2 separate regions of the Homo sapiens genome follow, and region 2 is linked to region 1. The links are chromatin contacts, found by Hi-C or POLR2A ChIA-PET in ENCODE. All regions are on one chromosome and are shown on one strand. Each heading gives the region's core, a stretch centred on a gene start or an enhancer-like site at or near the end of the contact. The rest is flanking DNA. Distances are from core to core; before and after follow the strand shown.

Region 1 (5,088 bases), core at 526-3,025:
TCAGGGAAATGAATAAAAACATCAATGAGATGCCACCGCACACCCACCTGAATGTCTGTAATGAGAAAGATGAAAAATACTGCTTAGAAAAGATGTGGAGAAAATGGAACTCTCACATACCACAGTGGGGTATATACCACTTGAGCAAACTACTTTTGAAAACAGTGTGTAGAAAACAGTCTACTAAACCTGCCCCAGCAGTGCCACTCCACTCTTAGATATGGACCTAACAATATTTGTACATATAGCCATGCACTGCATTATGATGTTTTGGTCAGTGACAGGCCACATATACAACTGTGGTCTCATAAGATTATGATACCATATTTTTACTGTACATTTTCTATCTTTAAATATGTTTAGATACATAAGTACTTACGATTGTGTTACAGTTGCCCACAGTGTTCAGTACAGGAACATGCTGTACGGGTTTGTAGCCTAGGAGCAACAGGTTCTAGCATATGGTCTAGGTGTATAGTAGGGTGTACCATCTAGGTTTGTGTTAGTCTGCTTTGTGTTGTTCTCACAACGATGAAATTGCCTAACAATGCATTTCTCAGAACATATCCCTATCATTAAGTGACATATGACTGCATATTTTCTGAAAGACATGGATTAGACTTTTTATAGCAGAACTATTCATAATAGCAAAATAACTGGAAACTATCTAATGTCCATTGCAATAGAATGAATAAATAGAATATTTACACAGTGGAGCACTATACAGAAATAGCATTGAATGAGTTCCAACTACACACAGCAACAGGGATGAGTCTCACAGACATAATGTTGGACTTCTGAGGGGCTGGTATTGCTCTTTCTGTATTTTGAAATCTGGCTGCTTGTTACATGGATGTGTTCAGTTTGTGTAAATCTACTTACATGTGAAAAAAAAGATTTTGAAAACACCTACTTTCTGTGATGTGTTGAGAGGGCAAAAAAAATCCCAGGTCAGATCATGACATCTGCAGTTTTAATGTTCAAGCTCAAGGTGAAGCTATGTTTGGACGTCTATTCCTCTAACTCAGTGGTAGCCAAATTATAGTCTGCAGGCAAAATTTAGCCAGCCATCTCTTCTTGTAAATAAAGTTTTATTAGGGCACAGCCACACCCATTTGTTTATGCGTTATCTATGATTGCTTTCTCCTGACACCAGCAGAGTTGAATAGTTGTGAAATAGTTTGCGTGGCCCCCAAAACCATCTGCTCTGATTGATTGAGAAGCTTCTGATGTTGTTGCATTACTTCTTTGTCCTCTTCACTCCTTGTCCCCTCTTGCCCTAGCTCAGGCCTGTATATCAAGGCCTTTTCCAAATACAGACAAGCTCTGTAATTTTCTGAAGAAAGGACAAATTGGGCCAGTGCCATGCTCGCCATTGCCCTGCCTTTGTCATATGTCTGTTTATTGGGACACAACCCAGGTGTTCCCATGATGTGCACCATGAAATGGAATGATCAGATTGTTCATTTGGCTCATTACTAAGCTGCTTCTGAAGATAAGATTGAATTTGACAACAATGGCAACACAAGTCTTGCAGAACACCTGCACACACTCAAGCTATTTAAGTGGAAAGAGATCTGTAAGTGTAAGTGCATAGTTTTTGGAAAAGAACATCTAGACAGACTCGTTTTGATTATTAACTTCAGTCCTTCTCCAGTACATGATCACAGATGGGCTCTTGATTCCCATGGCTCTGTTTTTAGCTAAGAGTATGTGACACATGCCAGGTGTTTGGCAATTACATCTTGTTGAACGTGGTCACTCATGTGGAAATACAAATATCACTCACTGTTTGAATCAAGAAAATTGTCACTGCCAAACATGTTTCAGATATTCTTTTTTCTGAAGTGTTTTCTCACTGCCCATTTATAACCAGCTGTCTTTAAGTCATTATTTTTCCTTAAGAAAGGACTTATTAAAACGGAAGAAAACAACTTTGGCAGGGATTGTTCAATAGTTAAACTCTAAGTTTCAAGTAAAAACTTTGGCTTTCTTTTCTGCATTCTTTCAAGTCCTTGCTCTGTGACCCTGGGCTTGTTTAGCTTATCTGGGTCTGCCATCTGTAAAAAAAAAAAAATTTAAGTTTATATTCACTCACTTCCTCAAGTGATCTAGTGAATGATTGTTGTCCATGAAGTACTTTTAGACACCTTGCTGAAAGAGATGATGGAATTTCAAAATTAACCCCCGTGACAAGAAGAGCCAGTACATTTCCACTGCCAGCACTTTGTGATAAAGAGTGATTTATGTCCATACATGCTCCCAACTTGCAGAGTATTTTGGAGTGATACAATCATTGTATAATTTTATGCATCTTTACCTAAAGGGAATGAGAAGGAATCTGGCTAAAGAGAAGAATTTTCTATGGGGAAGGAGAAATTGTACAGAAATTCAAAAGGGAAGACTTTAAAAAATTATTTGTTAATTTTTTTTTTGGCTTGTATTGGTTGAAATTTCAATTAAGTCACCAGAAACACATATTGAATACATGTTACATTCAAGGCACTATTGTGGATGCAAAGACATTTTAGAAAATCTCTTTTTGAAATACAAAAAGGTTTTTGGAGTAAGAAACCACAAGTTCAAATCCTGGCTACACCTTTTACTGGATGTGTTACCTTGGGGAGCTTACTTAATTTACCTGAGCCTTAATTTTCTCATCCAAAATTGGAGGGAATCATTATACACCCATCCCTTACTGTTCGAGTGAGGAGAAGGAAATGAAGTAAAGTATGTAAAGTGCTCAATAGAGTGCCTGGAAAGGAGCCAGTAGTAAATACTAGCCATGCGATTGTTGTTGTCGTATTAAAAAGTATTTCACAATTGAATCTGCTTTTAAGAAAAACTTTCCAAAACTTAGATCATAGAAAGATTATAGTGTGCCCTTTCCATGTCATACTAGAACATTATCTTCATGCCCACCTAAGGTACAGTTAATGTAGGCAAACTTGATTTCTTATTTACTTGGTTAGACCCAAGACTTTATAAAATTAGATGACAACTTGTAAAAAATTGATAAACTGAAAGAGATGGGAAGGAGATTTTGTCAGATAGAGATGTAGATGATTTCTTTCCATTAGAAAAGTATTATGGGTTTTCTGCCCCATCTGATATTAAGCATTTTTGTCTCTAGCTTGGAGATCTTGTTTCAGCATTCTTTCTTTCAGAGACTATAAATGCTTAAGGATTAAGCATTCTCCTTTGGACCAGCTATACCATCCTACTGGCTCCTTCATTTGTGAGTTAAATAAATCTTCAAAACATGTTCATTTATTGTAGGTATAACTATGTTTTTAACTTCTTGAAAATTATAATTTGATAGTTTCTAGCCTCATCTTTTCATCTTGTCCTTCTCCTCTTTGAACTTATTAGGAGAGAATAATATTTGAATGTTCCAGGATGCTCACTGAAAGAGCTGAAATTGTCTTGGTATTAGAGGGTTAGGATCTTTCATACAAAAGAGCTATAGTTAAGACAAAAAAAAAAATCATTGTACCTCAGTGCCCAACACACAGTAGATCAAATGTACTCATCCACACGCAGCATAGACTCCAATCCTTAGACATGAACATGCCCTTACAATTTTGAATCCTAAGTGTGTCTACTGTGGACAGCATATAGTTAGATCTTGTTTTCTTTATCCAATCTGATAATCACTGCCTTTTGATTGGATTGTCTAATCTATTTACATTTACAGTTATTATTGAAACAGTTGGATTTATGTCTGCCATTTTGTTTTGTTTGCTTTCTACATGTCTCAGGTATTTTTTGTTCCTGTCTTCCTTCTTTACTATTCTCTTTTGTAGTAAGTTGATATTTTCTAGTGTATCCTTTTAATTCCTTTAATTACATTTTAACTTTTTTAATTTTTTTTTTTAGTGGTTGCTCTGCAGCTTACAATATACATCTTAATTTATTATAATTCACTCCTAATATTCTAACCTAATTCCAGTAAGATATTAAAACTTTATTCCTATATAGCTCCATTCCCTTCCCCTATTTTGTGCTATTGCTACTATATATACCATGTCTGTATATGTTAGAAACCTAAAAATACATTGTTATAATTATTGCTTTACATAATCTTATGTCTTTTAAAGCGGCTGAGAGAAGAAAGGACAGCAAGTATATATTTACAGAGTTTGTTATATATTAACCTTCATATTTATTACTTCTGGTTATCGTCACTTCTTGTGGATTGGAGTTAGCATCTGGTGTCATTTCCTTACACCATATCCTCACAATTTAACTTCTTCATTAGAAGTAGACTTCACAATTTTTATGAGATGTGATAAGAAGTCTTAGACTGTTTCTTGTGTGTGGGGGTGGGGTTCTAGAGAAATATCCATGCCTTACCTAATTCAGTTTAAGACCCTTGTCAATAAGTTTTAAGATATTCTTAAGAATATCTTGTTCTTGGATGTGAGCTCTTCCACATACAGAAGGACAAATACAAATATTTCATTATTACTTATTCCCACCCTGAATCTTTTCTTCCTTAGAAATGCTTTTAAAACATGAAATAATCAGAGGTTTTTTTTATTGACACTAATTTATTTAACAAACTTCAAGGGTTTTGGTAATCTAATGGAATAGCCTTTGACTCTTTGACCTAAAATGTTTTCCTGGGAAGAGACAACTTTGGGCCGGGCGCGGTGGCTCACGCCTATAATCCCAGCACTTTGGGAGGCCAAGTCGGGTGGATCACGAGGTCAGGAGTTCAAGACCAGCCTGGCACACATGGTGAAGCCCCGTCTCTACTAAAAAATAAAAAAAATTAGCCGGGCATGGTGGTGTGCACCTGTAATCCCAGCTACTTGGGAGGCTGAGGCAGGAGAACTGCTTGAACCCAGGAGGCAGAGGTTGCAGTGAGCTGAGATCATGCCACTGCACTCCAGCCTGGGTGACGGAGTGAGACTCTGTCTTAAAAAAAAAAAAAAAAAAAAAAGACAACTTTGTTTTTTGGTAGGGGTGGCTTTTGCTCTCGGTTTTCTTTTTTCCTTAAGTTTTTGGGAATTGTGATAAGCAACTGCACTGTTCATGACCACACTATACCTTTTAATTTTTAAAAGTCTAGCTCTGGTGACT
Region 2 (5,160 bases), core at 1,756-4,255, 60 kb after region 1:
CTTTCTTCATCTAGGGGACTGGCCAAGCTTTCCTGATAATAATATGCACTTCTGGGAGGCCACTGAGGCCAGGACTTCATATGTTTGTGGTTGGAAAACTATTGCTACAATCGAAAGCTATGTGTTGGGAAGAAATTAACAAATACACATGAGCGTGGGTGTGTTTCTCAGCAGGGAAACCGACTCTGTGCTGAAATTCTTGTGTGGAAACATCTGTTTCTAACCATTCTGAGATAGGAAGAATGTGGACACCGAGCATGTGGTTCCCTTGGAAAATGCTTGCCTCACAGTCTTGACCTAAGAGATGGCATCTGGACTGGGGAGGAAACAGAAGTGATCCTGGAATCACATCCTCTTAAAAACAAAACAAAACAAAACCCACATCCTTATGCTTTTTTGAAGGGTTTCTTCACAACATAAAAATTATCCAAATTTCTCCTCAGTGTTTATTTTTTTAACCCCTTACCCAATTTCCCCATGGTTAACATCTTACGTGACTTGAGTACCTTTGTCAAAATTAAGAAACTGTCATTGGTGCACTACAATTAACTAAATCCCAGACTTTATTTGAATGTCACCAGTTTTTCCACTAATGTCATTTTTCTGTTCCAGGATCCCACCCAGGACACCACATTGCATTTAGTCGCCATTTTTCTTTGTCTCCTTCTTAGCTTTTGATGACCCTCCTCTCTTCATTTTCACAGAGACAGTAGCTTCACAACAATTTCTTAAGCAGCTTCCCTAAACATACAGGAGCCAACTTTTCAATTGTATCCATATCTAAAAAAAAAAAAAAAAAAAAACAAAAAAAAAAACCCTGCAGAAAAATTGGAAAATTCAGCCAAAAGGCTCTCCTGGCTGCCGTTTTTTATCTACATAAAACCAATCATAATCCATTTAACAAATTTATTTTCCATGATGTTATTGGCTATTCTCCGTAACTCAACATACAGCTGGGTCCATTTCATGGGTCAGAACAAGAGGTTATCAGGTAATACGAAGGACCAGAGTAGGAGAAGCAAGTTCTTAGGAACTAGCCTTCCAGACTGGGAAAGAACAGAAATTTTGACTAGATCAAGCTTAAGTGGATGAGGGGACATTCAGATAGCTGGATGACCATATCCAGAGAGTTGGGCTACTGACCATTTGGGAGACCCCAGGCATGTGGCATCAGAAAGTGGAGCAGACACTAGGAGCAAGGGAGTGGGCTGGTAGTGGTAGGAAGGTAGATGGATGGGCAGGTGGGTGTCTGAAAGGGCTAGGAGAAATGCAAAAGCCAGCAGGTGATGATAGGGAGGTTGCTAGAAAGGGCAGGAAGGACATCAGCTTGGGCCCACACTGCGTACAAATCAGAGCCAGGGTCCTGGTGGACTTGTTATCTCATACACACAGTTCTAGCCTAGATTTCTCATGTTCTGAGTGGATTTGATGTTTTGGAATAAACTGGCAAAGAGTAGTGATCTCTAAACACTTTGCTGCTTAAATCCATGTGAATTTAAAAATTTTATGCCACGTTGCACCATTACACAGTGGTTGACACCTTCTAAAATGGCCCCCACGATTCCCCGCTCCCAGTGTTCATGCCCTTGTGTAGTCCCCACTTTGAGTGTGGGCTGGACCTAGTAACTTGACATTGGCAAACAGAATGTGGCACAAGTCATGGGATATTACTTTCAAGATTAAGTTCTAAAGAATGTTATTTCAGCTGTGCTTTCTCTCTGACTCTTCTCATTTGTTCTCTCTGGTGAAGCAGGCCATCATATTGGGAACTGCTCTACAGAAAGGCTCATGCAGCAAGAAACAGAGGGTGTCTTCTGGCCAATAGCTAGCTAGGAATGGAGCCCTCAGTCCAACAGGCTTTGAGGAAGCGAATCCTGCCCACAACCACTTGCATGAACTTGGAAGTGTCTTCTCCCCCAGCTTAGCCTTGAGATGATTATAGCCCCTGCTCAACACCTTGATTCCAGCCTTGATTCCGTACAGACCTTAAGAGACCTGAGCCAGAGGACCCAGCTAAGCCACTCCCAGATTCCTGTCCCATAGAAACTGTGAGGTAATAAATATTGTTGTTTGAAGTTGTTATATTTTAGGATTATTTGTTATGCAGCAATAGGTGACTGATATACACACTAAAGTCATTCCACTCTTAGGTCAGTGGTATAATATTATGTCATCGAGTGCAGCAAAACACAGCTGTGAGGGCAAAGTGTTAAACTTGAACTCTAGTCCCTAATGGGTAGAGAGGCACCCTGAGGTAGGGGGAAAGCAACCAACCATGACACACAGAAGTGAAGGCTACTGAGAAATGAAAGAGAATCAACCTGTAGCATGGAAATGGGAAGTTCATTATTTCCAGCAAGAAAACAAAACGATGCAAACTGGGCACGATAGGGGTGGGCAGAAGTAAGCAGAAGAACAAAGAGTGGTGGTAAGAATATCAGGTGGAGTTTCCACTGCAGTAGGGAAGGGGCACTGGAAAGAAAAAGATCTAGTGTTCTAGGAGCACTGGGGATTCATGGAATAAAATGGTGATTGTGGTTTCAGATTAAACCAAACCATTTCCTATACAGCAGAGAAAGACACTCTCCTGTCTTCACTCCCCACTCCACCTCCGCCAGTTTCCTTTCCCTAAAGTGAGATTTTAGAAATACATACTTACAGGCAGTAAAACCAGGGAATTTGTAAAACTTTTAAGCTTGATTGTAGTCTAGACATAATATGTGTTATGTTTTTTTAAAATCAGGCTTGTATTAGGGTCAAATGATATGTGTAGTCCATAGATTAGGTATTCAAGGATAATACAAATGAAATATTCTAGGCAGTCATTACACTCATTAGACACTTGCCACTCAAAGTGTGCTCCATAGCTTTCTTCCTTAAATCTACACTCAACATACTTCACCAGCCAGGCTAGAGGATGCAACTCTATGATTATTTTAAGTTTACTTCATAATCTTGCGATTTCACCTGAAGCAAAGATACCAGCTTTTCTCTCAACAGCCAAATCTCCCACACTCTCATTTTCGATAGTCACAGCAGGAGTTTGAGTTTCTCTTTCTAGAAGGATCTCTGGCTGGGACTTGCTGTTCCTGTACAGCTTTTAGAACCTCATGCATGCACTTCTATTTAAAAGTTGTCTGTCTACAAATGCTTAAGAGAGCAGACAATCTGGTTTATCCTTCCCTTTTAGGTAGTTTGTGCTGGAAAGAAATTTCTATGTTTTTGTGACAAGAGGAGACAAGACCCTACAAAAAGAAGGCATGATAGAAGATAGGTTGGGAACAAGGTCAGTATTCAGCTCGTAAGCACCAGCATGTCTGACTGGATGATAAAATATTGAAGTACAGGACTTCAGTGCCGGTTAGGCAATGAACACTGCCCTGAGCCACCTGGGGGCCCCCTCTGCATGACTCAGCATGCATGGCCTAGCAGGGTTCTTCAGGACAGCTTAACTCAAGGGCCATGATATTCTATGTGTTCTCATTTTGTGTCCCACACTTGGTGAATCCTGGAGTAGTTTATGCTTAGGAGTCAAAAGACCCGGGTTTTATCTGGCTCCACTGTTTGCACACCTCATCACAAGGTCTTAGTTTCTTCACCTACAAAACATAAAGTAACTGTTAAATCAACTGTTTCTAAAGTGTCTTGTGCCATAACAATAAAAGCTACTGTAGCTTTTGAGTTTCTTGTCCAGTTATAATAATGGGCTCTCACATCTTCTATCTGCTAAGGTGCTTTCTTGTCCCTTAGGCCTATGGAGTTGCCCAGAAAATTCAGCTATAGTTTTGTAGCTAGCATAGAGGATTGGGAGGTTGAGGCTTCCTCTTCAGGGGTGGTTGTGGTTGTGGTTGTTGTAGGGATGTTTAACTCTTTGTCACACATCTCATTTTGGAAATACATTTTCAAACATGCTGCACATTTGCCCATCTTCTCAAAGAAGGTGTCAAGCATTGTTTCATCTGCTGTGTCTCAAGGCACACATCATGATCATCAAACATTGCCGTCTTTCCCTGGTGTTGGTCTCCGTTTAGGATTGCGAGACAAAATGAGTATGTCCAAAGCATACTTAGTTAAAAATTATTCACTATTTATGTGAAATTCAAACTTAACTGGGTTTCCTGCTAAATCAAGCTAGTCTAAGTCTCCGCTAGCCTCTTCCATTTCTAATGTGTTGCCTCTAATCTGTGGCAGGGTGGGGTTGAAAATGGAGCTCGAAATTATAGAGTTGCCAAGAGTATAAAGTTCTCAATTCTTTTCCATTTACACTCACTTCTCTATAGCTTCAAATATTATCTGTCTTCTTACCAAACCTATTTTCCCAACTCCTCTCCCCTGAGTTCTAGGACTCTTGGACCCAGTAACCTCCTCACCCTGATGAGCTGGCAATTGAGATCTCAAACCTGGATTCTTTTTTTTTTTTTTTGGAGTAAGTCTCACTCTGCTGCTCAGGCTGGAGTGCAGTGGTGCAATCTTGGCTCATTGGCTCACTGCAACATCTGCCTCTTGGGTTCAAGTGATTCTCCTGCCTCAGCCTCCCGAGTAGCTGGAATTACAGGTGTGTGCCACCACACCCAGCTAATTTTTGTATTTTTAGTAGAGATGGGGTTTCACCATATTGGCCAGGCTGGTCTCAAACTCCTGGCCTCAAATGATCTTCCCACCTTGGCCTCCCAAAGTGCTGGGATTACAGGTGTGAGCCACTGTGCCCCGTCCAAAGCAGGATTCTTGATTCTCCCTACCTCTCCAAGAATTCCCCCATTCCACCAGTTTCTCCTGCTATATTCTACATGTCAGTACGTAGTACTGAGCACCAACAATCTAAGAGCCATCTTGGATGCTGATCTGTTTTGTCCACATATTTTCTAGTCCATCAACTTGTTCTGGTGGCTTGTAGCTCTCTCTCCAAACATTTCTCCAATGCCTCCTTTCTTCTCCATTCCTACTGCTAAAATCCCACTCTATGCCATTATCCCCTCTTTCCTGGACTAATACCATGAATTGAGCAAGTCTCTTGGAATACCTTCTTGTCTCCTTTCTCCCTGCAAGCAGCAGCCAAGGGACCGTCTCAAAGCAGCAATCAGATCACATCACAAGCCCCCTCCCTCATCTCATTGTTTCACACATTTAAAGCCCTACAGCAGTTCCCTGTTGAAACTATCG

What was found. A loop is a pair of places that touch in the nucleus more often than their neighbours do. ChIA-PET counts read pairs that join two places held with the same protein, here RNA polymerase II (POLR2A). Pooled maps may share reads with other maps.
Region 2: a loop to region 1 is called in a pooled map, with 4 times the contacts of the local background. The contact joins two enhancer-like sites. A Hi-C loop is called at or near these places in 2 of 168 maps with a recorded cell type or tissue (both naive thymus-derived CD4-positive, alpha-beta T cell), 1 of 37 single-sample maps with no recorded cell type and 4 of 50 pooled maps. POLR2A ChIA-PET finds 5 or more read pairs at or near these places in 3 of 52 experiments (GM12878, WTC11 and activated T-cell).

Annotation. Positions count from the first base shown.
Region 1 is chrX:13,192,794-13,197,881 of GRCh38, forward strand. No RefSeq gene overlaps it. Among named protein-coding and RNA genes, the nearest start is that of LINC02154, 110 kb to the right of the region's middle. Within about 2 kb of position 1,776, at least 5 of the 41 ENCODE cell types and tissues checked have a DNase peak (open chromatin) inside an H3K27ac peak, as active enhancers do.
Region 2 is chrX:13,251,231-13,256,390 of GRCh38, forward strand. No RefSeq gene overlaps it. Among named protein-coding and RNA genes, the nearest start is that of LINC02154, 50 kb to the right of the region's middle. RefSeq lists an enhancer at 3,083-3,202. Within about 2 kb of position 3,006, at least 3 of the 41 ENCODE cell types and tissues checked have a DNase peak (open chromatin) inside an H3K27ac peak, as active enhancers do.